Linked DNA regions of Mus musculus: region 2 is linked to region 1. The links are chromatin loops, found by intact Hi-C in ENCODE. Cell type or tissue: heart. All regions are shown on one strand. Each heading gives the region's core, and the rest is flanking DNA. Links, peaks and the distances in the headings are about the cores only.

Evidence for each region. Peaks named below come from ENCODE experiments on the same cell type or tissue, not always from the same donor. Only the 100,000 strongest peaks of a DNase experiment are listed, where the experiment ranks them.
Region 2: a loop joins it to region 1, with 6 times the contacts of the local background. A loop is called at or near these places in 7 of 42 quality-filtered maps.

What each region holds. Positions count from the first base shown.
Region 1 is chr11:45,673,044-45,688,301 of GRCm38, forward strand. The region is part of intron 3 of Gm39816 (a long non-coding RNA gene); the gene reads right to left. Among named protein-coding and RNA genes, the nearest start is that of Gm35282, 23 kb to the right of the region's middle. In heart, for the core only: a CTCF peak has its summit at 5,848 (motif pointing left); a DNase peak (open chromatin) is centred at 5,858; H3K27ac peaks cover 496 bases.
Region 2 is chr11:44,577,901-44,593,158 of GRCm38, forward strand. 4930597A21Rik (RIKEN cDNA 4930597A21 gene) reads left to right here and starts at 8,417. Exons shown (of 4, transcript NR_126460.1): 1 at 8,417-8,450; 2 at 9,402-9,577; 3 at 11,934-12,167; 4 at 13,076-13,329. Gm39815 (a long non-coding RNA gene) reads right to left here. Exons shown (of 3, transcript XR_879811.3): 2 at 13,791-13,939; 3 at 13,199-13,655. In heart, for the core only: a CTCF peak has its summit at 8,317 (motif pointing right); no DNase peak of the experiment used is centred there.

The DNA of each region.
Region 1 (15,258 bases), core at 4,798-7,297:
TCAAGCATTGTCTTCTCAGAAAGTGGGGTAAGATATGAACGGTGCCTTCATCTCCCAGCAATGTCTTAGCACTGGTGACAACCACACAAGCATGGGAAGCAGAGTATTAGCTATCAATCTAACAGATGTGTGTGTACTTTGTCAGAAGCCAGTAGGATCACCATGAAGCTGAGCTGCACCCACTAGGACCCCTCCATCCTACACACAGCTAGCACAGTGTAACTGCCACAGGGCTTACCAGTGTCCCAATGGCCCAGCCTCTGACACCTGCCCATCTCTTTATAAACCCCACCCACTGTTTGCCCTAGAAGCCCCACTCATCTCCTAAACCTCACATGGTATGGTACATCACTCTGATCAGAGTGATGACCACATCACCATAAACTGAACTTGTTTGTCATTCACCAACCAGCGTTGCCCCTGTCTTTTCAAACAGGGTATTGAAGTCCTATAGGTAAAGTCTAGAGAAATGGCAATGCATAATAACCTCTATCATTATCGCCTTCTACAAAGGCACTGATAAACATATTCTTTCTTTTGATTCAAATTATATATAGTTAGACAAACTAAAGAGAAATAATTATAGACTTCTATCCTGAAAAGGAGCCCAAGTCCCAGAAAAGGGTTGTGTCTGTATTTAAGTCTAGTAACTGAATTTATGGCTCCATAATACAGTCTTTGTCCCTTGTTCCATTATTCATTTTGAGAGCCTGGAGTTACCTGCATTTAGCTATAGTTCAAAAATTATAAAACTTGAAAATTCTATATATAAGCTGCAATTTTGAAATTATAGGTCAGTGAGATGGCTCCACGGGTAAAGGTGCCCTCCACCAAATGTGATAACCTAAGTTCAATGTCCAGGACATGCATGGTGAAAGGAGAGGAACAACTTCAACAAGTTGTCATTTGACCTCTCTACTTGTGCAAGTACGCACACACCATAGATAGATAGATAGATAGATAGATAGATAGATAGATAGATAGATAGACAGACAGACAGATAGACAAATGTGAGATCATGTGTCATCTAAAGTAGTATAATGAAACCTTACACCATTGTATTTTGTCCTGCTTGGCCTACGACTTGCCTCTGTGCCAAGTGTATGCACACTATACATGCTACCCACCCATTAGTCATTTAGCTGCTATGTGGGTTATCAAAGAGGCTGCTTTCACTAAAATGATGCCAAAGCAAGAGGTGAGAGATATTGGCAGTACACCAATGTCAGAAAGTTGTGGAGTTCTTCCTTTCCTTGAGAGAGTTAAAGTACAATAAAATGTTTTAATGGAAAGAACATATTCACAATTTCTAGTATAAATTGCTGTCAGGGGTGTTTTCATTGTTTTCAATCCCTTATGCTGCCTTATTTATAATTAAATGTTATCTCGTGTATCTGAGTACAGAAAAAACAGGCAGGCACACACAGTTCAGTACTATCCACAGTTTCAAACAGCCCCTGCAAGTCTGGGAATGTATTTCCAACAGACAGAGTGTCTACTGTAAGCTCTAGCCTTCTCTGTCCCATGATGGTATGGGGGTCACATGATTTTTCCTAAAATTATTCTTAAAAATTGTCCCTTTTTTTCTTGTGAGGCTGTGTGTTTGTTTGTGTATGTATATATAGCATGTGTGTGTGTATATATATATAGCATGTCTGTGTGTGTGTTTGTGTGTGTGTGTGTGTGTGTATAGTGTGTGTGTGTGTGTGTGTGTGTGTGTGTGTGTGTAGCATGTGGAGGCCAGAGGTTGATGCTAGACATGTCTCTCATTGTTCACTGCTTTATTTTTGAGACAGGGTCTCTCACTAAACCCATAGCTCATAAATTTGGGCCCAGAGTTCTTCCTGTGTCTACTTTTCCAGTTCTGTGGTATCAAATTGAGGTCTTCATGTTCTCAGCAATGCTTTGTCAACTAAGTCATCTGCCAAACATTTTCTCCTTTATTATTTTTTACATTTATCTTTCTATCTATCTATCTATCTATCTATCTATCTATCTATCTATCTATTGGGATATGCCATGGTGAACATTAGGGGTCAGAGGACAACTTGCAGATGTCAATTCTCTCCTTCCGCCGTGAGAGTTCTAAGGATCAGATTCACTTTCTCTAGGCTTGGTGGCGAGCACCTTTGCCCACTTACCCATCACGCTAGCCCTCTCTTCTTATAAAAATATATTTTAGCATTAATTTTCAAAGGCTTGGTTCCTTAAACTATGAGCTGTGGTCCCACTGTGAAAATACTTGGTAGTCAGGCTGGTAAGATGGCTCAGTGGGTAGAGGCATTTGCTGGCAAGCCTGACAACCTGGGTTCAATTCTTGGGATCTATAGGTGGAAAAAGAAAATAGATTTGTTCCCATTGTTCTCTACCTCTTTCCCCAACACACACCACACTCAAAATAAATTGTTTAAATTTTTTTTAATTGGTAAAAAGTTCCCAAATGCTGGGACCAAAAAAATATTAATTTAAAATCAAATGTGTTATGAATCCTGGATGTTTCCCCACAGTCTACCTCCATGTTGTGTCATGAGACATCACTGCTGTATTGGCTCTAAACACATAGTATGCCCACTGGGTGCTGCATACACACTGTGTGCTGCATATACTGTCTTACCACAATGCCAATGAAATCTGCCTAACACGCATATGTGAAACAATGAAATGTCATAAATTGTTATGTTTTTACTGTGTAGATGTTTGTCCTGTATTTACAGAAATATAATTGTTTATTGCAGAAAACAAAGATGTTATAACTTCCTCCTGGCCTTTCTTGGCATTTAAGTATCAAATTAATGTACCTTTGGATTGTGTTAGAATGCTTAATTTTTTAAATGCTGTTTGATTTTTTTTGTAATTTGATGAAAATGTCCCCCATAAACTTGCATTATTTGAATATTTGACTTTCACCTGGTGACACTATTTAGGAGGCTTAGGAGACATGGCTTTGTTGGAGGAAATACATCACTTGGAGCCAGGGCAGACTTTGAGAGTTTAAAGACTCCAGGTTACTGTCTGTTTTGGGCATCTAGTACAAGATGTGAGCTCAGAGCACGCTGCTCCAGCCACCATGCCTGCCTGCTGTCTCCACCCTGCCATAGACGGAAACCTCTGGAATCACAAGTAAATCAACTCTTTCTTCCATGAGTTGCCTTGATATGGCGGTGTCTTATTTTAGTTCACAGAAAAGTAACTAATGTAGCATTGGAGACTTGAACTTATAAGTACTTGTTAAGTGAATTAGGGTCGAGATTAGGGCAGACATTCCATCCATTTCTGCCCTTTGGACTACGTATTTATCAAAGGAGCACTTTGGCACTGGTTATTATAAAATTAAAATATCAATCAGCTCTTTTAAAATGGTGAAAATGTTCTAAGTCTTGTAGTAGCAAATATTCAGCCAAGATCTAATTCTCCTCTATGTAATTTAATTCTCTATGAAATTTAATTCTCTAGAGAGAAAGCTCAGAGGTGAGAGTGTATACTCTGCTTTTATAGAGGACATGAGTTCAGTTCCCAGTGCCCACCTCAGGCTGCTCACCGAGTGTAGCTCCTGGAAATCCAATGCCTCTGAGCTCCATAGCACTGTACTCAGCGCATGTATATGTGTGTTCATGCATACACACATACACACTTAAAAATAAGTATTTAAAAATTAGTAAAACCATGAATAATAAAAAGCCCTATTTATTTTCACTAGGGTGCAAATTTGCTTTGAACTTTAACGGGGAAATTGTGTAGTAAATAAATGCTTTAAGACTAATTTCTTCATGACTTGTTATCAGTCAGTGTTTGATTCATAGACCTATTTCTGATACCTGGAGATCTATTAAAATGTCTTGACCAACAAAGGGGGGTGGGGGGCTACAAGCTGATCAAGGTTGGGAAGCAACCTAAAGAAATAAGTAAGCCAGGCAGTGGTGGCCCACGCCTTTAATCCCAGCACTTGGGAGGCAGAGACAGGCAGATTTCTGAGTTTGAGGCCAGCCTGGTCTACAGAGTGAGTTCTAGGACAGCCAAAGAGCTATACAGAGAAACCCTGTCTCGAAAAACCAAAAAAGAAAAAAGAAAAGAGAAGAGAAGAGAAGAGAAGAGAAGAGAAGAGAAGAGAAGAGAAGAGAAGAGAAGAGAGACGGACAGAACACCTGGGACTTGCCTTTCCACCGTGTATCCAAGCTGCAATTTCAGAGTTACTTTGTAGCAGGTGGGCATCTGGTGAATATTTGCTAATGAATGAATTCTACTACACCCCTACACACTAAGTTTCAGTTTCATACTGACATTATCTATTTTTTTTTCTCCGAAAGCATCTGTTTTCCTAGCTTGGGTTCTATTGTTGTGCTAAGCACCATGACCACAAGCAATCAGCAAAGGGTTTATTTCTGCTTATGGATCCCAGGCCGTAGTCCACTGAAGACAGCCATGGCAAGAACTCAAGAGAGGAATGTAAAGACAGCAACTGAAGCAAAAGCCACGGAAGAACATTGCCTACTTGCTTGCTCTCCACAACTTGCTAGACCTGCTTTCTTATACAGCCCAGGACCATGAGTCCAGGGGTGTCGTCAGCCACAATGAGCTGGGCCCTCTCATGCCAATCAGGAATCAAGAAAATGTTCTATAGAGACTTGCCGTAGTCAATCTAATAAGACCTTTTTGTGTCTAGTTAACAACAACAACAAAAGCCAACCAGGATATCAATGAGGCCCAACAACAACTGTCTCTGAAATCTGCTTTCTGGGCTGGAGAGACGGATCATCATTTAAAGGGCATGACTCGCAAAAGGTCCCAGATCAGCTCTCAGCACCCAGGTCAGGTGACTCACAAGCACCTGCAACTGCAGCACCTAGGGACCTGAGATCACTAGCCTCTTCAGGAATCTGTACTCACATGTAGTGCGCACGAGCACACATACACACACAATTTAATTAAAAATAAAATATTATTTTTAAATCTACCTTCTAGCAACACACACACACACACACACACACACACACACACCAAAACTAGGACAATGAGCCCAAAACCAATGTAAGATTACTTCCAAGAAAACCAACTGTTCCCCGGTTGCACATTGGCTGTGGATGTTGCTGTTTCTCTCCCCTTTACTCTCTATTCAGGAAGCTATTTCAGGTGACACCATTATCATCTATGGAATTCAATAAAGCGACCTGCTCCCCCCTCCTGCCCCACCTTTACTTTCTACAATCCATCTTACAGCGGGAGACCATTATCCACTCAAACAACGTTCAGTTTCATCTGCATTACCACTTCAAGAAAACGCGCAAAGGACTCACACAAATGGGCGTGTAGTAAATTTAGTCTGTTAATAGGTTCATTCTTTATTAGGTATTTATTTCGGGAGGCGAAGTCCTAATTAGATCAAGTGGAAGCACTAAAAAGCTGTGGGAACCCACAGAGATTCTAGAATTCGATGGATTTGGTGTAGGTCTCGGGTTTTCTTTTTATTTTCTTTCTTCAGTTGGCTGGAGAAATGCACGCAGCAATTTCAGGCCCTCAGATGAGAGTTGGAAGTGAAAAAAACAAAAAAACAAAAAAACAACAAAAAAAAATACGTAAGGACCATTTGTGTGAAGAAATAGCATTTGTCTTTCTTCTAAAGTTATCGTGGGCCTGGAATCCAGGGGAAAGTAGCTCCGGAGCCAAGGGTGAGCGCAATTTACTGCGGCAGAGGAATCTAACAAAGGCGGTGGTCTAGATGTTTGGCCTGAAGGCACAATTCAATTTTCAGCTGTTGCAAAGCTATTATGTCAAAGGCTGTTTGCATAAACATAATGTTGTTGCCTGGGTAATATCAGCCAGGCAGGAGTGGAAACATCTGCCCTCTACTGCCCAAAGTAGGAATAGCAGCCTGACTCCCTCACCACCTCAAATTGCTGATATATATTAAGTATATAGACACATAGCCCCGAAATGGCGGACCATCGCCGGAACTTTCTGAAATTTTTCCCCTGCTGGCTTTCAAACCGGAAATGGTTATTTGGTTTTGTTTCAGTGGACTGAGGATGTGAGGAGCTGGATGACGATGTGGGAATCTGTAAGAAAGCCATTTCCTTTCTGAGAGTTTGTAAAAACAATCCCCTCACGCTCTCATCTGCCCACCCACACATACACATATGTGTTTTTTTATCATCACATTGATATTTAATATGTTTCTACTGTAGGAAGGAAAAATAGGCAGTGACTCACAGAGGGGAAAAAAATCAATACATTTCAGTCAGAATAGGCTAGAAATATCACCATTTAAAAAGAAGTTTAATGTTTATGAGAGCCAGAGTGGAACAGGATGTCTTCTCAGTTTCACACAGAAATGTCCGTGTTTCCTCGGGCTTCGCCTCTCTTTGTCCTCTTCTGGGGGTGAGGATTGGGGGGCGGGAACCTTGGCTAAGTGGCGCAGTCAACATTTTACACTCTTAGAGAAGAGTGTGTAATGCTTGGATGTTCGTCCCAAACACAGATGGGGCTTGGTGAGACATGACAAGGCCACTCTGGTCAAGGGTTTTCAGATGGGATGCTGCTGGAGGAGTGGGGCCCCAGACCAAGAGGAAGGGCAAGGGCAAGCAGGAGGAAGAGGTGTTGAGAGAACACTCGTGTGAAGCCAGCACGTCACATCGGTCCAGAAACAGGTGTGGAGGAGAGCACACAGCCAGTGACATTAATCCCAATTGCCAAGAGCCAATCCCCAGGTGGACCCTAACTTCTTTATCCTGAGGTGTGTCTAAAGGCTTTATCCCCAAATGTCCAAAGTTGGCTCACTATTGGACACAAGTTATACCCTGGTATCTAGTAAGGTCATTGCATAAAAACTGAACAGCTGGGGCTAGGGAAGTAGAGTCAGTCAGTAAAGTACTTACCGTGCAAACATGAAGACCTGAGGTCAGATCTCCAGAACCCATATGAAAACCTGGGTACAGCAGCCCATACCTGTAACCCAAGCAGTGCACTCAGTGAGATTCAGGTTCAAGGTAAGAACCTGTCCCAAAAATAAGGTGGAGAACAATTGAAGAAAACATGCACACACATGCACAAATACACACAGAGAGAGAGACAGACACATTACAAATAGAATATTATGTTTACCCTGTAAATAGAAGTAGAATATACATTCTGCCTGGAGTGTGCAGGCAGAATTTACAACATAATGGATTCATGGGTCAGTGAAAGAGATCATTGTCCATCAGATAAGGCAGTCCAGCTAACTCAAAAACAGATTCCTTTCAAATGTTAGGGGCTGGAGAGGTTCACATTAGGCAGAGGTCATATACTTTTTATGTTTTACAAGCAGAGGAAGAGTTAAGCGTCACTCAACAATGTATGACTTGCCAGTGATGGCTTGGATCCTTAGCAGATAACACGTTTACGTTCCGTGACAAAGCAAGTTTGGGTTCAAATCTTAGAAGTTCTAGTGGCCACCTGTGTGACACTGTGACTTCATCTTGCTGTGCTTGGACGTCTACCCTGTGGGGTCACTTGAGAGGATTAGGCAAGAAAACCCAGTATATCTGAGGCACTTTAAACAGTGCCTGGAGTTGAGTGAATGACCTATAAGTGCTGAATGAAATCCACATTGAGTACCCACAATACAAAGAAGAGGCTCAGGTGGCTCCATGTGTACCATCCATCGCAGCTTGAAGATGAATCATGCACCTATCTCCTTCTAGGTGTTTGAGACCAGAACGTTTCTCAGAGGCTCTAGTCTAGCAAAGCGTAAGCTAAATCTGTACATCTGCTGGCGTTTATTAGCAAAGCCTTGGTATTAGGATTCTGCAGAACTCCACTGTGTGGGAAAAGATAAATAGATTGCAGAAGGCAAAGGCTTCTCTGGTTTCTTCCCACATTCCCAGTGGTTTGGCTCACCCACCCACACAGGAACAGAAATCCAGGGCTTTGGTGACCTCACGTCTTCTCAGTTAGTATATTAAAGGATGGAAAGGAAGGATGGAATGGTAATTAGGGAGATGACATTTGGAGTCAGGAAAAATTGGACTTAAATTCCGCCTCCACCCTTTCCTTACATATGATACTGGCTGAGAAGGTTAGACTTTCTAGCCTTCTTTTTTTTATTATTGATAAATGGACTATATGATATTGTTTTCCTACCATCTCCTATGTTGGAAGAATAAAATAAGATAATAAAAATGTTCATAATGTAATAGAACTACAAGGACTGAAGATGGAATTCAGTGGTACAGTATTTGTGTATCATATGCAAGGCCTTGTGTCCAATGCCCAAAACCAATAAATACACAAATAGATAAATAAATCCTAGTGCTTACTGAGTGCAGACTGTGTAGCAATCATTCTATAGAATTCTCATGCTTCATAACAGCCTAGCCCAAATATTCCATTAGTCCCATTGAACAGATGATGTTTGGGATAACTGAGTCATTTGCTGATGTCGCACAATTTCAAATCGCAGCAGATTGAGGATGGGGCACAGTGTCCCTGCCATTGCTTTTGTGTCATAGACTCCTCAGTGATTCTGACTGTTGCGGGGGGGGGGGGGGTTGACCTGCTTAATTTGTGAGTAAAACTAAGCAAGATGAGACACTATTCCCACCTTCACAGAGCATTTAGCTTTATTGTTTAGACAAGATGTGGGCACTTGGTGACTTATCTGACTTCCAAAAGCCCCGTTTCCACTCTCCAATGTTAACATTATTTGCCACCAAAACATTAGTTAGAAACGCCAAAGAGAATCCAACCTGATTGGAGTTAGAGGGGAAATTATACACTGCCCCCTCGAGTAACCACTTGCCGTAGACACTTGATGTTTTCTGCCTGACATCCAGACACCCTTCTGTACTTATCAGCATTACAGCTTTGCCCTGGGGCCTCCAACTCTCAGTCAATTTGCTTTAAAGAGAATTGACTCCAGTCCAGGCTGTGATAGGAGAGTGTAGAGAAGGGAACTAATTTTGATTTAAGCTTAGCCAGTCAAACAAGGAATTCTCTAGTCTTAGCAATCTGTTAGATCAGAACCTCGAAGGTCTGTCTGAGACTGACTGGTAAGAGCACGCCATCGTGATTTCTCTTGGGTTTGTACCAGGAAGTGCCAATGATCAGCTTTGACACTACAGGATAAACCAAGGCAGGCAGTGAGCGGCATTGGCTGGAGTCAGTGTGGAGAGCAGCTGACAGGGCTTGGTCCAGATACTGACCAGGGCAGCTGCCTAAGGCAGCCAGAGATTAGAGAAGAGAAAGGAAATCAAATGCACACACAGGGAATGGTTGAAGCACAAAACAAGTTCCAGCAACTTCACACATTCACACATACATACATACATACATACATACATACATAGGTTGTACATCATTCAAGAGCCTCAAAGACCAACCAGGAGCCGACTCTGATGTAATCACAGAAGGTCTCTATTTCAGCTCAGGCTCAGGCTCCCTGACATCCAACCCTGACATAACAGGATGGGAAGGTGGAGCAGCTCCGAACCCTCAGCAGCAGGACAAGGTTTTCATAGGAAATGGTGAGCAAGTGAGAGGGTGTCTATCCTAGCAAGCATCTAACTGAATGACTATTGGTAGCCAACAGGTGGGTGCTCTGAAGCGAAACTATGAACAATCACAAATGGTCTGAAAGTACATATGAAACAACCAGACTTATCTTGATGGGCTGTTGTTAGAAGATACCTAGGGAGTAACTCTGGGGTATGGGCCGAGGACCAGCCATGGGGTTCTCTCTGGTACTTGGGTGTAGCTTGGATTCAGCTGAAGGTCAGATTTTCAGGCTCTTTTTCTTTTAAGATGGAGTCTGGTCCCAAGATGGAGTAGGTTTGGCCTCTCAATACATGCATGTGTACTGGCTAGTTTTGTGTCATCTTGACACAGCTGGAGTTATCACAGAGAAAGGAGCTTCAGTTGAGGAAATGCCTCCATGAGATCCAGCTGTAAGGCATTTTCTCAATTAGTGATCAAGGGGGAAAGGCCCCTTGTAGGTGGGACCATCTCTGGGCTGGTAGTCTTGTTCTATAAGAGAGCAGGCTGAGCAAGCCAGGGGAAGCAAGCCAGTAATGAACATCCCTCCATGGCCTCTGCATCAGCTCTTTCTTTCTGACCTGCTTGAGTTCCAGTCCTGACTTCCTTGGTGATGAACAGCAGTATGGAAGTGTATGTCGAATAAACCCTTTCCTCCCCAACTTATTTCTTGGTCATGATGTTTGTGCAGAAATAGAAACCCCGACTAAGACATGCATACATGCAGACCTTCAGACAAACAGACATATACATATTCACACATTGAATGACTGGAGCAAAGCAAGCAGGCTCCAAGCATATCATGCAACCGTGTGTGTGTGTGTGTGTGTGTGTGTGTGTGTGTGTGTGTTTGTGTGTGTATGCGTATATACATACATACATACATACATACATACATTCACACAGTTCGTGGGTGGAAGGAACAATGTTCCAACAACTTTATTTTTTCTATTTTTTTCTCCCATAGCTTAAATATCCCAGCAACTCTTTCAAGCAGTATAAAATTACAATGTGGTTATGTTTTAGTTTTCTTCTAATGAATGACTATGAAAAAACAGTATATTCCTCAATACCTTTACAAGAAATAACATTATGTAGCACCGGTAAGGGAAAACTTATTCCCAAGAACCCACGTACATATGTAACTAAGCAACTTGTTATAGATTAACAAAGTGTAAGCAAGCAAGGGAGTTTTCTCAGCCACTTTCTCTTCCTGACAGGCAGCAATTTGCAGTTACAAAGAAAGGATTTATTATTTTATTATTTATCTTTAAAAGTAATCTTGTATGAATCTTAAAAGAGTCACAAATATAAACTTTCATTTAAAAAATCAGTTATATCTACTTCAAATCCTCTGAATGCATATCTACTCATCAGCAATTCTTAACAAATCATAAATGGAAGCTGAGGGCAAAACTGGGTATAAGAAATCAATCATCACCAGTCTGGCCTCAGTGAGAGTCACTCAGTGCTGCCATTGTTCTTGTTCCCTGGCCTTTAAAACCTCCCTAGCTGAACTATTAAGAGTGTGCCTTTCTGGACTTCAGATTGTTCCCTACGATTTCCTACATCAGAGCCAGTAGCAAAAGTATCTTGACCTAGCTTCACTAACAATTTTATTTTTCCAAATGTTTTCTAAGGGTGGAGATCATAGCTGACAATCTACATTTCTAAGTTCTTTCCAAGGGTAGTGATTGAATCATTAATCTGCTCCAACAGCAATGCCCGAGAGAGATCAAGCATTAGTATTATGAGTGCCAGAAATGCTGCCCAGTGCGGGTCTCGAAGCCCCCTTAGAGTTTTCCTACAATTCTTAGATTAAGAGGGATGTAAGGACAGCAACCAGAGCAGAACTCCATAACAGCATAAAGTCCTCAGGACTCGTGGTCCCCAGGGTCGTGCCACATTAAGTCACACTCGTCGTGGCTGTGTTAACCTGTGGGCTGCATTCCAAGAGTTCTACAGTCCTCAGCAAGGAAGGAGTTTCCAGGATGTTCTAATTTCCTTTCTGTTGCAGTGAAAACGCACTCTAGCCAAAAGCAGTTTGGGGGAATAAAAGATCTATTTGGCTTACACATTCAGGGCGCAGTCCATCATTGAAGAAAGTCAGGGCAGAAACTCAATCCAAAGCTTGAAGGAGAAACTGTGAAGGAACATAGCTTGCTCACAGGCACATGTTTGGCTAACTCTTACCCAACCCAGGACCACTTGCCTAGTGATGGTGCCAATGCCCTGCATCAAAATAACAGTCCAGACAATCCCCCGACAGACATGCCTACAGACCAAAGTGATAGACAGTTACTCAATTGAAATGCCTCTCTGCTGAACTTAGCATGCATCAAGATGACATCATAAGGATCCTGGGAATAAAGCCAGTATGACGAGGAGCAGATATGATAAATGCAAGGAAACCAAGTCCTTGTGACATTTATTTAGCCGGTGGCCACAACACTCATGAAGCTTACGATGGAAGAAAGAAAAATGTCCGACATTCCATGCAAGCCCCTTCTTTGTCCAATCTGGTCTTCATTAGAGACGTGCCCTTTTCAGCCAAATTGAGCACTTGTATTAATACCAGCAGTTACCAATAATATTTGGTCTTCTCCACTTCTCATACCTGAGAAACATCTCACCCAGAGTTGTCAGTGTTCTCCAAATAAAAGAATCAACAAACGCGTACAGCAAAGCCTGGGAATGAACCGAACAAACCCCACAAACTTAACTCCAACCACTCATGAGGCATAATGTTGACTTCAGAACCAGTGGGCATCAATTCCTTCTCTGTCCATTCTATGACATCACTCAGGATCAAGACTCGATGAGCAAGATGCACCAAAAGTAAGATAATTTATTAGTCCCTCAGCAACTAAGTTGAGAAAAGCAAATGCTAAAACATCTTCCTCTGTAGGATAGGAGGACCCTTGAGAAATTCACCTCATGTTTTTCCTTCTAGTCTTTTTCTCTTCCCTTTCTCCCACCCCATGTATTCAATACCAAGCTCTGCGTTTTCTTGCCCAAGTAACTGCAGAATTAATTCTTCTCTGGACTTTGTCTTTAAACACCTACACTGGTAATGGAAACTGTTAGCAAGCATGTGGCTATTTCATTTTGGACGCACCAGAATCATTTCAAATATTTGAACCAGCGTTTGACCCATGGGAGATTACTCATAAAAATCTGGAAATTTTTTTCTTAAAAAATTAGAAGATCCAACAACACAAAGCAGCATGGGTGGTAAAACCCAGAAGTGGCACGCCCCTCTCGTCAGACCAAATGTCCTCTGGTACACTGAGTTCTTACATAACGGCATGGCTCACTCCTCCCTGAACTCCACTGCCATCTGAGTTTGCCATGGTGGGCCTTACCCTATGGAGGACAGGATGCCAGGAGTCCTGAAGAAATGGGTGTAGATAGTAAAATTGCTCTAATAAAAGCAAGAAGAGAAAGTCTCAAAAGATTAAGAATGTCTTGAAGACAGAGAGAAGATAAGAGGCCTTTGGAGCCAATGAGAGCAGAAGCCCAAGCAGGCTCCCAGAGATGTTACAACTTGAGACAAGAATATCTATGGAGATCTCTGCTTTGACAGTGATTTTCTTCTTTCCATTGTGGCTTAAAATTCCGAGAAACAGGAAATATACCATGTAATCTGGATTAATGGACATCTCATTAGTCAAGACACACCAATGGTCTCTGCCCCAGGACCCTCACAAGTCCCGTGACTCCACTGCAGATCCTCTAATCCTTCTGGGGTACCGAGAGATACTTCCAAGGACTAAGCAAGATAGAAGTTCTACCCAAACTGGGACATGAGGCCTTGAGTTGTTTTGAAAGAAAAACACACTGTTTCTTAGATAATGAGACTAAAAGCTGCTGCTATGTTAGAATGCTCTAGAAAGTCACAGTACTCACACACACACACACACACATCACTTTTTTTTTCTGCTTGCATTTTTGTTTGTTTTGTTTCTGTACTCCTGGGTGGGTTTCATCTGATGGTCATTCCTGTTTGCATCATTCCTATGGCTACCACAACCTTGACCTAGAAAGGTCTATATTCTACGGTGTCTTTAGACTCAGGATGTTTGGCCATTCCTGTTTCTCTGATGGGGACACTGCGATCCAGAGATGGAGCAGGAGTCAACATATTCCTCACATACCAGAAGAAGCCCAGATGATAGCTTCTCCGATGACAATAAGAGTTCAGCTGAGGCGAATGTGCAGAATGGGTGGGAAAGTAGCTCCTTGGGAGCTTTCCAGGGCACAAGTACAACCTCCTCCGGGGACTCAGGAGCCAACGTCTCCACCTGGCCATCAAGAGCACCAGCTTTTGTGCAGAATGAAGGGAGTGCAAACCAAGGCTCTGCCCCTACCAGGTTCTTACTTAAGAAGCCTCAGTACCTACCTCTCAGTTGTATCAGAAACATTCCAGGAGATAAAGCATAAAAAGTGTCTGTGCTTATTCACAGTAAGAACCTAACTGGAGATTAGCCTTTAAAATAAAAATTCTTGTTTTTAATGGGAAACAGCCCGGAAGCACTGAGAATTCAGAACCCGAATAATGAAGCCAGCTAAACCAACATCTGCCCGGTGATTTCATCTACAGAACATACATTTAAAAAGGAACACCAGACTCAGTACCAGCGTGTGGCTCACTCATTCCAGACTTGACTCAATCCAAAGTAAATACAGATTTGCCCTTCTCTGCCCTCAAAGCCAGAACTTTCTTGTGCTCAAGGAAAATGGAGATCACCATTCTCTAGGTTTGTATACGAAAGGAACTGCACAAGGACAACTATTGGTTGTTACTGAGAACAAGAAGGGCCAAGCAAAATTATTCAAGTCAGGTCTTTCGGTGGAAGCAAAGAGGTAGGCCAGAGCCAGCGACACAACCATGGAAACCAAGGTCCTCAGCACTTTGTTAATCTCTTTGTTGATTTTTAGAGTACATCTTCCTGGCTGAACATCTAATAATTCATGCTGTCTCTTTTTGATGCCCATGGTCTCAAAATAAACTATGTTCTATCTCAAGTAACCTTAGGCCAGTGGTTCTCAACCTCGCCAATGCTTTACCACTTTAATACAGTTCCTCATAGAGTGATGACTCCCAGCCATAAAATTATTTCCATTGCTACTTTATACCTGTCATTTTGCTACTGTTATGATAATAAGGTAATTATCTGATATACAGGATATCTGAAATGCAAACTCCCATGGGGTCACAATTCACAGGTTGAAAACCTTTGCTTAAGGCCCTTTGAACCTTCAGGGGACACTCCTGTCCTCAGTTTAAACCTGCCAAACATTCTCTTCGCCTGAGACTAATTCTCTTCATTCTCTTCTTCTTGCTAATCTGTAAATTTAATTTCTTCAAAAGTAGTTCAAGTAGCAAAGGAGGTTGTTGCTTGACTCAAATCAACATTTTAAGTAGGCTTTTCATCCTCCTATGAGCAAGCATGACAGTAGGCCTGCCTCCAGCATGATGAAAATAGTGATGTTTTGTGTTTATACCTGGAGTTGGGGTTCAGTTGTCAACTGGAAGATGTAAATGCAAGGTGTAAGCTTCACCAGTACAGGAGTCAGTCACACACCAGGACACCAGGTCCTATAATGCTGTCCAAGCACCTCAGCTAGGCCAAGTCCCAGAAAGAGTGACTATAGAGATAGCCCTGGACCTTGGAAAACACCACTTGTAAAATCACTTGGCCTTTGGTCTTACCAAGCAAACAGCTATGAGTTACAAGAGAATTTCCTTCA
Region 2 (15,258 bases), core at 7,009-9,508, 1.1 Mb before region 1:
AGACCTACATGTGACGTCACATGCAAGTGTAAGTTCCTCTTGCCTCCCCAGTTGTTAAATAATGTTTCTTTTAAAGCTTCTACTCTTCCTAAATTACCCTGAAACCGCTCTCCAACAACAGCGACAACCAAGAGAACACAGCTGAGATGTCAGGGGTATTTGCATTTTTGGTTTGTTATGATGGTCTGGATTGTGCTATCCAAACGTCACTGAGGCTGCCGTTGGCGCTGCTGCAGGTGGGGGCTGACATCTGAAAGCACACATGTGCTAAGAAGTGTGTTGACGGAGGAAGGGGGTCGACAGCTGGCCAAACTTCTACCGAATTATTTAAAATGTTTGATGTGTGTTTTACAAGCCTGCAGCTCACCTTCTAAGGCACTGCTTGGAATGTTTTTGTAATCTTGTTTATGGGTGAGAAGAAAACAAGTAAATGAAGCAGGGAGAAATGAGACCTAATATTTAATTAATGCACAGTGGCACTGTAGGTGGAAGAGAGAATGTTGAACAACAACAAAAGCTTTTACACACACACACACACACACACACGCACACCATGGGAAGCAGTCTTGACTGGTTAAAATAAGAACCTATTTTAATTTTTATTTAATTTAAATTTTATGTGCATTGGTGATTTGACTGCATGCATGTCTGTGTGAGGGGTGTTGGGCCCACTGGGACAGGAGTTACAGACATCAGTGAGCTGCCATGTGAGTGCTGGGAATTGAACCCAGGTCCTCTAGAAGAGCAGTGCCATTGCTGAGCCATCTCTCCAACCCAGAGAACTTGACTATTTTTAATGTAATGTCACAGATATGTCTTTATTCAAATAAACTGAATATCCATCCTATCTTGTCACAGGTGTGCATATGAAGTCTACTTTAAGGACAGAGGTAGTTTGGGCTCAGTAAACTCAAGTGTCTCCCTCTTGCCTTCTGTGAGACACGTGCTCTTACATAGCTCAGTTGCATTAGCCCTGTGAACATGGTGGAATCGCCTGGGGTCCCACCCCACGTCAGTTACTATAGTTTCACCAGGTGGCCATGAGACCTAGAAATGGGAATTTTTGAAAGATTCTTAGGTGACTACCCAGAGCACGTAAATCTGGGAATTGCAGTTCCAGGATCAACACTCCTGATGTCTCATAGTAGGTCCCCACGTTGTCCAGTGTCCCTGGGTCATCACACAGTTTCTCTCCACACTGAACCTTTCTGTTCTCTGTAGTCCATCTCCACCCGAATCAGTACCAGTCAAAACCACGGACTCTCACCCCTGCTTACTCTCAGGACGACAAGCTGGCACCTGTGTGCTTACAGACTAGCAGATATATCTAATCTGGAAAGGTTTCTTAAAAAAATTCAAAAGTGGAGAGACTTCACATTAAAAAGAATCTGCTTCTTTGAAAAAAAAAATTAATAGTTTGTCACCAGAAGGTTGATGGCTTTACCTCATTTGATGGACACTTGCTCCCAACATCCAGTTGAGGCCTTAAGTCCTATGTCACCTGATACCCTTCCTTGCAGGTCACACACCCAGAAACGATTTCATCCCACAGTTGTTTTCTGCATCCTTGCCTATAGACACATCCCTTTTCTTTAGCATACTTGTATTGTCATACAAAGAACTGATTATTATACAGATACATATTCTAAGTATTCAGCAGCCTCTGGTGACTAATATCAGTTGTTGTTTTGATGAAACTCAGAGTCACCTGGGAGATGGGCCTCTGGGAAGCCTGTGGGAGATTTCTTGATTGGGTTAATTGAAGTGGAACGATCCACCCACCGTGGGTGGCACCATCTCCTAGGCTAGAATCCAGGACTGTATAGCAGAGGAAGTGATCAGAGCACAGACATTCATTGTTTTTTGTTTTGTTTTGTTCTTTTTTTTCCTTTCCTGACTTAGATACAGTGTGACTAGCTGCCTCAAGCTGCTACCACCTTGAGTTCCCTACCATGACAGAGTACCCCTCAAACTGTGTAACAAAATATCCACCTCCCCTTCATTAGGTTGCTTTGTCAGGGTATTTTATCCTAGCAACATGAAAAGTAACTAAAACCCTCTCATAGCAAATGTCGGTCACCAGAATGTTCTACCAAGCTGTTGAGAGGTTAATCATGAGGTCTGTCTCCTGTAGTCTGGAGAGATGGATGCCATTCAGGTCGCCATGGTCCTCACCCACCCTTCTTTGCTCTGTTCTATTACCTGTAACATTTGAATCTGAAAAGTCAGTCTTCCACATGCTTTGGGATTTCTTCTTAGCTTTGTTTGTTTGTTTTTAAAGACAAGGTTTCTCTGTGTAGCCTTGGCTGTCCTGGAACTCACTCTGTAGACCAGGCTGGCCTCGAACTCAGAAATCCACCTGCCTCTGCCTCCCAAGTGCTGGGATTAAAGGCGTGCGCCACCATTGCCTGGCTCTTCTTAGCTTTTTTTGTTTTGAAAAACATCACCGAAACAAAGCCCATGGGAAGATTAAGAGAAAAACAGACAGACAGACAGACAGACAGACAGACAGACAGACAGAAGTTGGCAACAGCTGGGATATCTCCAGGAAAATGATTAAGAATAAGGAGATAATAAACCTGGAAAGAGGATTATGTGTGTGTATGTGCATGTGTGCACACATATGTGACTAACTTCTACAGTTTATTTTCCTTTAGTGGCAATAGCTGTATGTGGCTATTGGCTGCCACATCAGAATTATTAGTCCTGATTATCACAGAGCAGAAATGATTATGGGGTCAGTGTGATTTGATGTTCTGATTTTATTTTTAAATTAAAAAAATGGGAATATTGAGTGTAGTGAAATCCCTTTTGTTCATTTAAAATGTTGGCTCTACTTCTAAAATGCTGCAAAATCCAAACAATACTGGGAAACTTTTGGTGGGATAAACTGTGACTTGCGACCATCTGCGGCTGCCTTCTACCATGGATTCAAGGGCAGCCGAGGGCTAGCCTGGCCTAACTCATCTATTTCATGAAAGCACTGATGTTGGTGAGAATCAGAGGGTACAGTTGCCCTGAAGGGTATGTCAGTTTATTTGCACCAATGAGAGATGGTTGGTTAAATGTTTGTCCCGGCAAAGTGTATGTACATCCTGCCCCACGCTGTCCTGTTCTGTCTCATTATCCTATGGAAGTGCACAGCAGCTGGAGTTCAGCCTGAACCTTCCGGAAAGGAGAAAGAGTACACACATACCAAGGCACAGCCAGGGAACAGCCAGAGGCCCGGAGCTGTTTGCCCATTCTTTATGACAGCCACTAAATCATATGACTATTTAAATACCATTTCAAAAATCAAAACTTCATTTCATCGTCCACCTTAGTCATGTTTCAAGCACCCGGTCCTGATGCTACAGATGCAAGGTACATCCTCCGATTCAGAACACTTCACAGACAAACTAGGGCACGGGCACGAGGGGAGAGAAGGCAAAAGGAAGGAAGCAGGGGGCGGGGTGTAGGGTGGAGATAGTCGGGGCCTTTGAGGTCATGGAGGAACTGGGGTATTGTGTTAGGAAATCTGAGCTTGATGTAGAAGATTGGATTCTTAGGAGGTCCCTGTTGTTTGGTGGAGAATGTAAGGCCTGCAGCCCTTCCAATTGATTGGAAGCTAGGAACTGCTGACGAACTCTGGCAGGCTAGGCAAGAGGTGGGTCAGGTGTTAGTCGTCGTGTATAATAGCGCCACCTACAGAGCAGCTGCTCAGAGCAGCAGCCAGAGAAACTGACTTTTCACAGTGGTTAAATAAGCTGGAAGAGCCGGGCGTGGTGGCACACGCCTTTAATCCCAGCACTGGAGAGGCAGAGGCAGGCGGATTTCTGAGTTCAAGGCCAGCCTGGTCTACAAAGTGAGCCCCAGGACAGCCAGGGCTATAAAGAGAAACCCTGTCTCGGAAAAAAAAAAAAAAAAAAAAAAAAACCCGCTGGAAGATTAAAAATGTAAAGATGTGTGTGTGTGTGTGTGTGTGTGTGTGTGTGTGTGTGTGAGTGTGTGAGTGTGAGTGTGTATATGAGGTCAGTTCTCATCTCCCACCTTGTTTTAGACAGAGTCTCCTGCATCCTTTATGTACCAGGCTTGCAAGCGTCCAGGGATTTTGCTGCCTCTGTCTCCTATCTAAGTGTAAATGATGCACTGGGGTTAAATACACAGGCCAGTACTCTCAGATTTACATGGGTTCAATGTTAGGAAAAATATCAGCTCAGGACCCTCAAGACCAAGTTCTCAGCACAGAGGACATTTATTTACTCTTGAGGGACAGAGGTAGGAATAAGAGACAAATACAGGGGATAGAGGATGAGGGAGAAGGGGAGGGAAAAGGGGGCAGGGGTATTTGTCTCTGAAGGCAAATACAAATACAAAGGACTGCCTCTGGGTAGAATGGAGAGAGATGTGGCACATAGGAAAATGGCAATTTATAAGTGTACAAGGGGAGACCCCATGTTATGACTCTGGCCAGAGTCCCTACATTCTGGAGATCAGAACTCACGGCTTCATGCTTACAACTGCAGTTCTTTACCCATGAAGCCGTCTTCTCAGGGCCCAAATGGTCATTTTAATTCATGACTATTGAATTCTAAGTCCCGGACCATTTTTTCTTTTCTTAAACAATACCTACTCCCTGGAAGCAACAACAAGAACAAGCAATGGAGAACGAGAGTCTCCGGGTGGAGGAGTGGGGTGGGATGGAAGCAGAACACTGAGCCCCATCATGCATTGGTCCCAAACCACCCCAAATGTCGTGTCTGGCCTAGAGACAGGTCAGCCAGCACACTTGCTCCTGTTAACCCTGGGTGGGGGTGATTTAAATGCAGATGATATACCGGACTTACAGGAGGGTAGATTCACTTAAGAGAATGTAACATAAGCCAGTATTTGATGGCCAAATTAGTTCTCTTTTGGACCATCACCCTATATCCCCACATCCAATAAATCCCATTCCCAACTAGTATTCCCTCTTTTTTTAAGGTGGCAAGGATTGCACTTCAGAGCACACTTTAGGTTCGCTCCCAGCTCCCCTTAGTCAAAATAAAAGGCGGGTGGTTGGGTTCAAGGCTAGGACTCTGCCTGGATATCGTCTTCTGTACATCACGATATTATCTGTGTGAGCTTTCATACACATGTGTGTGCCTTTGAGGGATTTTTCAGACAGCCTGGGAATCTCAACTAATAATGTATAATAGATTTCCTTGACTAGCAGGGTAATTCCCTAATGAAAAGAGTCACACTTTACCTCAAACTATTCAGAGTCATGAAAAGAAATTGAGGCTCTGCTGCTTTGAAATTCTCAAGTCTCTAGACACGAGTGTAGTTTTTACCCCTTTATTTTGGTTTGGTTGTTTTCTAACAAAGTATTTTAAAATTCCTTAAAATCTCATTTTTTTTTCCTCATTGGCCAACTTTTATTTTATATAATTTCAAACTTACAGGAAAGTTGCTAAATCCTTACCCACCCTTCAACTGTGGTGGACATCTAGACACATTTGCTTGCTTGCTTTAAAAGAATCCTTTTTGGGGATGTTATGTGTATGAGTGTTTTGCCTGTATGTGTGGTGTGTGTGTGTGTGTGTGTGTGTGTGTGTGTATGTGTGTGTGTGTGTGTGTTGAGAGAGAGAGAGAGAGAGAGAGAGAGAGAGAGAGAGAGAGAGAGAGAGACCGGTGCCCACAGATGCCAAAAGAGGATGCCAGATCCCTTGCAACTGGAGTCACAGGTGCTTCTGGACCCCACGTGGGTGCTGGGAATTGAACCTGGGTTCTCTGCAAGAGCAGCCAGTGCTCATAGCCACAAGCCGTTTCTCCAGTTCTCATATTTGCTTTCTGTTTCTCAACAAAACATACAGAACCTTTTGAGAATAAGTACAAACATAATGTCCCTTTGTCCCTAGTATGTCTGTGAACATTGACTAACACACTATGTGTCCCTTAGGGTCCCCACTTGTATTACAGAACTGTCATAGTCCTGTGATCTTCTTTGCTTAGACTGCTTTCTGATACTTTTATAACTTGCACAACATTAACATTTTTTTGAAGAAAAAAAACCCCAGTGCCGAAATGCAAATCAAAACAACCCTGAGATTCCACCTCACACCAGTGAGAATGGCTAAGATCAAAAATTCAGGTGACAGCAGATGCTGGCGAGGATGTGGAGAAAGAGGAACACTCCTCCATTGTTGGTGGGATTGCAGGCTTGTACAACCACTCTGGAAATCAGTCTGGCGGTTCCTCAGAAAATTGGACATAGTACTACCGGAGGATCCAGCAATACCTCTCCTGGGCATATATCCAGAAGAAGCCCCAACTGGTAAGAAGGACACATGCTCCACTATGTTCATAGCAGCCTTATTTATAATAGCCAGAAACTGGAAAGAACCCAGATGCCCCTCAACAGAGGAATGGATACAGAAAATGTGGTACATCTACACAATGGAGTACTACTCAGCTATTAAAAAGAATGAATTTATGAAATTCCTAGCCAAATGGATGGACCTGGAGAGCATCATCCTGAGTGAGGTAACACAATCACAAAGGAACTCACACAATATGTACTCACTGATAAGTGGATACTAGCCCAAAACCTAGGATACCCACGATATAAGATACAATTTCCTAAACACATGAAACTCAAGAAAAATGAAGACTGAAGTGTGGACACTATGCCCCTCCTTAGAAGTGGGAACAAAACACCCATGGAAGGAGTTACAGAAACAAAGTTTGGAGCTGAGATGAAAGGATGGACCATGTAGAGACTGCCATATCCAGGGATCCACCCCATAATCAGCATCCAAACGCTGACACCATTGCATATACTAGCAAGATTTTATCGAAAGGACCCAGATGTAGCTGTCTCTTGTGAGACTATGCCGGGGCCTAGCAAACACAGAAGTGGATGCTCACAGTCAGCTAATGGATGGATCACAGGGCTCCCAATGGAGGAGCTAGAGAAAGTACCCAAGGAGCTAAAGGGATCTTCAACCCTATAGGTGGAACAACATTATGAACTAACCAGTACCCCTGAGCTCTTGACTCTAGCTGCATATGTATCAAAAGATGGCCTAGTCGGCCATCACTGGAAAGAGAGGCCCATTGGACACGCAGACTTTGTGTGCCCCGGTACAGGGGAACGCCAGGGCCAAAGGGGGGGAGTGGGTGGGTAGGGGAGTGGGGGTGGGTGGGTAAGGGGGACTTTTGTTATAGCATTGGAAATGTAAATGAGCTAAATACCTAATAAAAAATGGAAAAAAAAAAAAAACCCCAGTGCCAATAGACAACTTCCCAATTGAAACTCCATTTTCTTTCTTTCTTTCTTTCTTTCTTTCTTTCTTTCTTTCTTTCTTTCTTTCTTTCTTTCTTTCTTTCTTCCTTCCTTCCTTCCTTCCTTCCTTCCTTTCTCTCTCTCTCTCTCTCTCTCTCTTATTTTCTCTCTCTCTCTCTTTCTTTCTTTCCCTTTTTTCTTTTTTTCTTTCTTTTTTTTGGATAGGCAGGGTTATATTTCAGGACATTTCTCTGGTTCACACTACACTTCCTTTATTCAAAATTAAGCGTGATAGTTGGGGTTAAGGCAAGGGCTCGGCCTGGATACAGGTTGTGTAAAGGTTCAGAGGGCTCGCTTTGTGGCTCAGAGGCAGAGCAATAGCCTCACATGCATGGCACCCTAGTCCAATCTCCACTGCAGCAAATTAGGAAGCTTTAGATATACTCTGTAATTAATGTAGAACTGTAATCTACGTCTGACACTTCAGATACAGATGATGTCATCTATACCTGAGTCAGCTCATGAAATCTAAGACTCTGGATGATGTAAGAATTAATTAATAAAAAATGGGAGTATAGGGAAGGTTCCCTTTTTATGTTAAAATCCTAATGAGTAAAATTAGAGTAAAAAATGACAGCATTAGGTTACTATTTTGCAACTGTTACTTCATTGAGGTTTCAAGCAAAAACATCAGCTTTGCAAACTCGAACATTGTTACTCCATGAATCCCTTATTAATTAGAAGAGAATTCACAGCAGCTTTCTAAGATGGAATCTTGGTGGTCAGGACCACTGTAACCAAACACTCAATATAACCAGTGCCATGACAAGCCTTTGTCATGTGCCTTTTGCTATGATTTGAATATATATATATATATATATATATATATATATATATATATTCTTCAGCATATAATCCTATATGTGGGATTACTGTTCAAGTATATCTCATAACCATAGCAGACAAACTCAAACTAGGGAACAGTGTACAAAAGAATATTTCTGCTTTCATGGTAAGCCTGATTAAATCAAAGGTCTTCTAGACAGGTGCACTACCAAAGATTACCACTAGATGTCACCATGGTCCTGCAGTTTGTTCAGTTTTCCAACTGCCTTTGTGGGTGCATCCGTTGTTCTTGGATTCTTAAAGCAGATACATTTAAGCAATTCTAACACACACAGACTTGGAAAGACCTACAAATTAAGTAAGGTTAGAGGTAATGGAGGTGGAGAACGAAGTTTTAGATTAAGTTTGTGTCTACCATTTCATACTGTGGACTGGGTGATTCCTGCTGACCCCCAGGCCCTGGTTTCCTTATGTGTAAAATGATTAGGGTAAGCTTTAAGGTAGGGATTAGGGTAGCCTTTAAGCTGATATTTTCTGATTGAAAGTGTTTCAGTGTTCTTACGAGAAATTTTTCTCTGGACCACTCTGGACCCATTACTGTTTACTCTGTCAGCCTGCCCCTCCCTCTGCCCCACACCCCCTTATTTTTTTTTAAATTAGATATTTTCTTTATTTAAATTTCAAATGTTATCCCCTTTCCTGGTTTCCTCTCCCAAAACATCCTCTCCCCCTCCCCCCTCCCCCTGCTCACCAACCCACCCACTCCTGCTTCCTGGCCCTGGCATTCCCCTATACTGGGGCATAGAGCCTTTACAGGACCAAGGGCCTATCCTCCCATTGATGACCGACCAGGCCATCCTCTGCTACATATGCAACTAGGGCCATGAGTCCCACCATGTGTTTTCTTTGATTGGTGGTTTAATCCCAGGGAGCTCTGGGGGTACTGGTTAATTCATATTGTTGCTCCTTCTATGAGGCTGCAAAACACTTCAGCTCCTTGGGTACTTTCTCAAGCTCCTTCATTGAGGACCCTGTGCTCCGTCCAATGGATGACTGTGAGCATCCACTTCTGTATTTGTCAGGCACTGGCAAAGCCTCACAGCAGACAGCTATATCAGGCTCCTATCAGCAAGCTCTTGTTGGCTTCCACAATAGTGTCTGGGTTTGGTGATTGTATATGGGATGGACCTCCAGGCCCACACCCCCTTATTTATCTCATTTGTGTTTATCTCTGTTTATGTAAATGGAAGTAAAGAGATCTCAATAATGTTACAATCACAAATGTAAACCTTTTCCCTTGCATAAGTAGAAGGTACCCAGAGGGAATAACTTAGAGACTGTAGATATGATCCAGTGGATCAGCCAGGCAAGAGGACTGGCTGCCAGTAATTCCAGAACCCGGGACGTAAAGATCCCCTTGGCAAGTTGGCTAGTGAGACTAGCCAGAATTGGAGACCTTTAGGGTTAAAGAGAGACCCTGCCTCCGTAAGTAAGGGGGGATTGATTGAAGAAGACATTTGCCTTCAACTCTGGACTACCACATTCATGCGCACACACATGCACACATGCACCACCATACATGTGCAGCCACACATATGTGACCATGAAAATATAAACACATACTGGCTCCACACATATGTATAAATACACACCCCTCCATATATATATTAGAGTGGGGTAATTAAATCTGACCTAGGTACTATGTGCTGAAGGTCAGGGCCTGGCACTTGCTGTGTTTTTGTCCTGTGTTTAGAGTTACAGAGTATTAAAGAATACTTACAGACAGACTAACCCTGAGACTTTCCTTAGGCAGATGGCAAGAAAGTGGAGACTGAAGATCTTTCTCTTAGGACAGTTCAGGATCACTGAATACTGTAGCCACAAGACAGATCACAGCGCTGCATACACCAATCACAGTGCTGCATACTCTGATTAGCGTTCTATGTGCTGATGGCAGTGTGTTATTCACTGATCACAATACTTCATGTATTCATTACAGCGCTTTATACTCCAATCACAGTGCTTCATACATTGATCACAGCATGCCACATGCTTATCTCAGAGCTTATACACCATCGCAGACCACATCAAGGCTTCACTGAATTGTCCTTCCCAGTTCTCTTGTCTTCCTCCTTCCCTCCCCCTCCTTCCTCACCTAACTCCTTTTTTTCCTCCCCTCCACTCCTTCTTTCCTCCATAATTTTCAGTGTTTTTGGTATATATGGGAAGATGTGATTAGAAGCAGTACATTATTAATCATGTCCCTCCATCTCTACTCAATCCATATTTTGCTTTAGTTTGGTATCCGTCTTGGTGTTGTGTTGCTTTGATTTCCTTTCATGGTTATGGTGATGTGTGTTTGTCATCCGTCTTCTGCTATTTAAAGTGCCCACTCCTCTGTCTACACAGAAGATATATAGCCCTCGCTGTCAGTGTCAAGCAATTATACGCCACCAAATGGCCTGTGATTTGGCATCTCCTCCTGATAAAGGCTTACGACAGATAGGACGAAGCAGAGGTCAGGAGTTCCGCTGAGTACAACCTGAGGAGATTCTTCAAATTGCTTGACTTTCATTCGAGTCCCCCAGGACACCATCAGAAAACTGGTCCCCCTCGATTCTGGTTGCAAAGCTTTTCTTCTTGAGTCTTCAGAGAGATTCTGAGTGAAGGTTTGGGAGGCCGAGCCACCGAATTGCACTCTTAACCCCCAACATCGGCTCAGCCCTTTCCAGCCTTGAGTAATTGGTTATAGTTACTCATTTGCTGGCCACAATTAGCATAGCAAATTATTGGAGCAGAGACAATTTCTTAGCTACCCCAGGTTACTAAATAATTTAAAGAGGGGGAAGACAATGGATTCCCATCAAATATGCTGTGTTTTCTTTATGCCATTAAGAAACACCATTCTAAGGTAAGAAATGTGATACAGCAATGATTTTCTGGTTTTATAAAAGTGACTTTTTAAAACCCGTATTCTCTCCCAGCCCGATGGGTTTAGCAAAGCTGAGAGGAGGGTCTTCCTGTTCAACAAAACAGCATGTTTTCCCTCTAGCTAGAGATATAAAGAAATGGGGGCTTCTTTGCAGAAGAAATTTTCTGCAAAACGGTTGATTGTAAATGAGCAAGAACGTTTTCCTATCTTGAATTCCACACTCAATCCACTCTCCTTCATGTCCTGAATTAGGTGGAGAGCCCCAAGTTTCCCCCGCCCCCAGCCTCATCGCCAAATTTACACGTGCAGGAGTAGATACCAGGGTTCATCCGAGGCACTGAACATGGAAATAAAAATGTAAGCCCAGTGGTAGGTAGGCAGAAACAGGAGAATCTGTGTGAGTTCAAAGGCATCCTGGGGCCACATAATGAGTTTCAGATCAACTTGGGGGTACAGCGTGAGGCCTCATCCCACAAAAAAACCAAGCCAAGCCAAACCAAGCCAAGCCAAGCCAAGCCAAGCCAAACCAAACCAAACCAAACCAAACCAAACCAAAACAAAACAAAACAAAACAAAACAAACCAAACCAAAACAAAACAAAAACCACCAAGACCAGGGCTGAAGAGATGACTCATTCATTGGTTAAGGTCGCCTGTTGCTCTTGTAGAGAACAGAGTTCTGTTCCCAGCACTGAGAAAGTGGTTCATAGCCACCATTATTGCTGGCCTCTGAAGGCACATAGACACACAGGAACACACACACACACACACGCATGCACACACACACATATGCACACACATGCACACATATGCACACACATGTACACAGTGTACACAGACAGGCACACACTGGTACACACACATATAAATGAATAATAAAATAAATCTTGAAAAATCCATTCCCTAACAGAAGTGTTTTCTAGCAGAAAACATATTAAGCTCTTATGAAGAATTCTTCAGGCTTCCTTGGGTCCAGTTTGTTACTGAAGAGGAGCCATGTTAAGACTTCACGACCCTCCTTGTATTCCTGGTTCCTACCCCTGCCCAACACCTTGACTCCAGCAATTCGTTATGGATGGACATCGTCTTCATAGGGGACAGCCTTCCTGGCAACACCCCTTGCAGGGGTCCTCTGAACATCACTGTAAGTTCTACTGAGCTTGTTTGTGGAATCCCGTCTCTGCCAGCCTGCCTGCTCACACTGTGGAGCCCTGCAGGGTCTCTGCAGTGCATCTGTGTCGATGGCTTCTGAGGAGGAAGATTAGATTTGTCTTTATCCGAGAACCTCAGCACTGATGGAGAGTCTAAAGGTCCCATCATCATCTCATTGCGGGCCAGTTCCCTGCCATATCGGCTTGCTGTGTTGCAAGGAACAGAAACCAGCCTTGAGCCGGTGAACTGGGAAGGGTATCAGTGTTATGGAGGAAATTAAATAGCTACAAACCAGACTGAGGAGCTCAAGCCCCAGAGAGAGCTGGACAATTACTCATGCCAGCCCTCCAACAGGATATTTATGGACTTTAAACCCACCAGGCAATTCTCTGGGCAGCACACCAACATTTCACACCCTCAGGCAAAAATGCTATGCTAGGTGACTTGGGGTGGTCCCCAAATCCTACAGTCAGTCAGATTACCCCTCCCCTCCCCCATAGAAACAGCGAGGTTGCCATAGAAGCACCCACTTTGCCCAGTCTTCCCAACCACACCCTGCTGCAGAGAGGTGTTTTAAGGCTGGGGTTGGGAGCCGGGATCTGTGTGGCCCATCTTAGGTCAGACGACTTCAGCCGGAGGCATTATGCTGACAGCAAAGATTAGCATGAGAGGAATACCAACTCGAGTGATAGGGACTGTGTGCACTCTTCAGGGGCTCTGGACAAGTTCTGGCAGTTGCAAAGCCATCTTTCCCTGAGGAGAATTTAGCTTCCCGTGTTTTTTGTTTGTTTGTTTGTTTTCTCTGATGGTTAGTCCTTGCTCCATATTCCAAAGGGCATTACAAGGGGGATCCTCTGGGGGTTCTTAAGTCAGCATGCCAATTTCTGCTTCCTCTTTCAGGGGTTCCAGGATCTGATTCGCTATTTTCTCTGCTTGGGATGCTCTCATCCCAGTCTTTACATACAATGATTTGGGCATCTTCAGAGATGAAGAAGAAACTAGAGTTCTGGCTTCAGAAGGAGACTCTGCCTCAATATACAAAGGGAAGAGCCATTGAAGAATTCACCCATTATCGCTCTCTGGTTTCTACATCCACAGTGCTCCCCATACATTAAAAAAAAAAAACAAAATAGAATAAATTACCTTTTACTGTGAGGTGTTTATGTTTTGTGTATCCATATACTAAGCTACAAATGAGAATAGAAACCTCTGACTTCTTATTTCTTTTGATAACTGTCTGGAATTGTGCACTTTTCACTAGAGTCAGCGGTAAATATGAATTAAACAAACAAATGAGTGCTATGCTCCACTGAGCACTCTATTGCAATATTCAGTATACATGCAAGGACATCACATGTGTAATTGCTTAGGGAGTTGAGATAGGGTCTCATTCTGTAGCCCAGATTTTCCTGGAACTCACCATGTAGCCAAGGCTAGCCTTCAACTTGGGGGTGATTCTCCGGCCTTAGCATCCAAACTCCTGGGGAGACAGTCACAAACCATCATGCCAGACCCTGTGTGTGTTGTTTTCCTGTTTAAATGATTCTGAGATGAACATTTGTTAATGACCACCCAAGGCAAGAAACAGGATAGTGATGGGATCCCAGGCCCTGACCTTGCCGTTTTTTGCATCTCTTTCCAGACATGATCCCTTCTGCAGCCGTAATTGCTGTCTTCCGTTGTGGAATATATACTAGCTTGTTTTGCTCATATTACCATGGGTTTACTCATCCTCAAACCACAGGGCTTGGTCTTTTCCTGTCCCTAGAAACAGATACAAATGGAAATGGAATTATACAATATGTGTTTTCCACACCTTAATTATTTCACTTGACATTGGTTTTGATTGTTCCCCCCACCCCGACTGCCGGCATGCTGCAACAAGAAGTCTGATAAATCATTTATTCAAAAAGGGACAGACTAGTAAGCCAGGTGTGGTGGTGCAGGCTACATACAGTCCCCAGTGCTTGGAAGGTTGAGGCAGGAAGATCATGACTTCAAGGCTAAACAGCTAACTCTACCCCCTGCCCTCAACTTTAACAGCAAACAAACAATACAATGGCAAAGTCACTATTAAACTGTTTAGAACTTGAAAATTAAGGGTCCTGAAAAACCAGGGCATGAAAACCAGTTCTTGTTGCTGCTGCCCAGATGTCGTCCTTGACACAGTATGTTACTGGGTAAGTGGGAATCTTGGTGACACAGGGGCAGGGATGGCTGATGATCCTCTAGCTTGAGCTTATGGCTCTGTTTTGTGGAAGCAGCAGACTAGCTGAGGGGTGTTCAGATGGGAGACAGTAGACGGCTGAGAACACTTGCTAACGTAGCCAGTGTTGTCTGAAGACTGTGTTCAAGTGCAGCAGTGGTGAGATTGATCCCCAATGACTCCCACATATCCAGCTAAAGAACCCACGCAGAAGAAACCCAAGAAATCCAGCAGGAATAGAAGTGGAAGCCAAATGTCCTGAGCGTTGCACATAGACCTCTGCCTGGTAAAATGGTAGAAGCAGCGAGCCAAGTGAAAATTCTAAAACTGAAAGATAAACCAGAAGGACAATGCAATGGTTTCAAGGTGGCAGAAGAAAGAGCTAGAAGACAACTAGTACAAATTACCTGGTCTAAAGGTGGAAAGAAGGAAAGAGAAACAGCTATTCTTAGCAGCTCATGGGAAGGAAAGCAGAAGGACCAACAGATGTTTGGTGCAGAAGGATCAGCAGACTTGCTGTGCAGAAGGACCAATGGACTTGTGGCACAGAAGGACCGATGGACCTGTGGCACAGAAGGACTGATGGACCTGTGGTGCAGAAGGCCCCACGGGCCTGTGATGGAGTCTTGGATGGAGCTGGAAACAAGAAAGTGGGGTGGGAACTTTTGAAGAAATATTGATTCTATCTTCCCCAAGGTTCTTCAAATTCTTGAAGATATATTAATATCCATCCAGAGAGCTGTGAGGATCCAAATTATATAGCTAAAGTTAACAAAAATTCCCTTATGGGGGTAGAGAGAGTCCTCAGTGGCTAAGAGCACTTGCCGCTCTTGTAGAAGATCTAGGTTCTGTTTCCAGCACCCAATCAGGCAGCTTA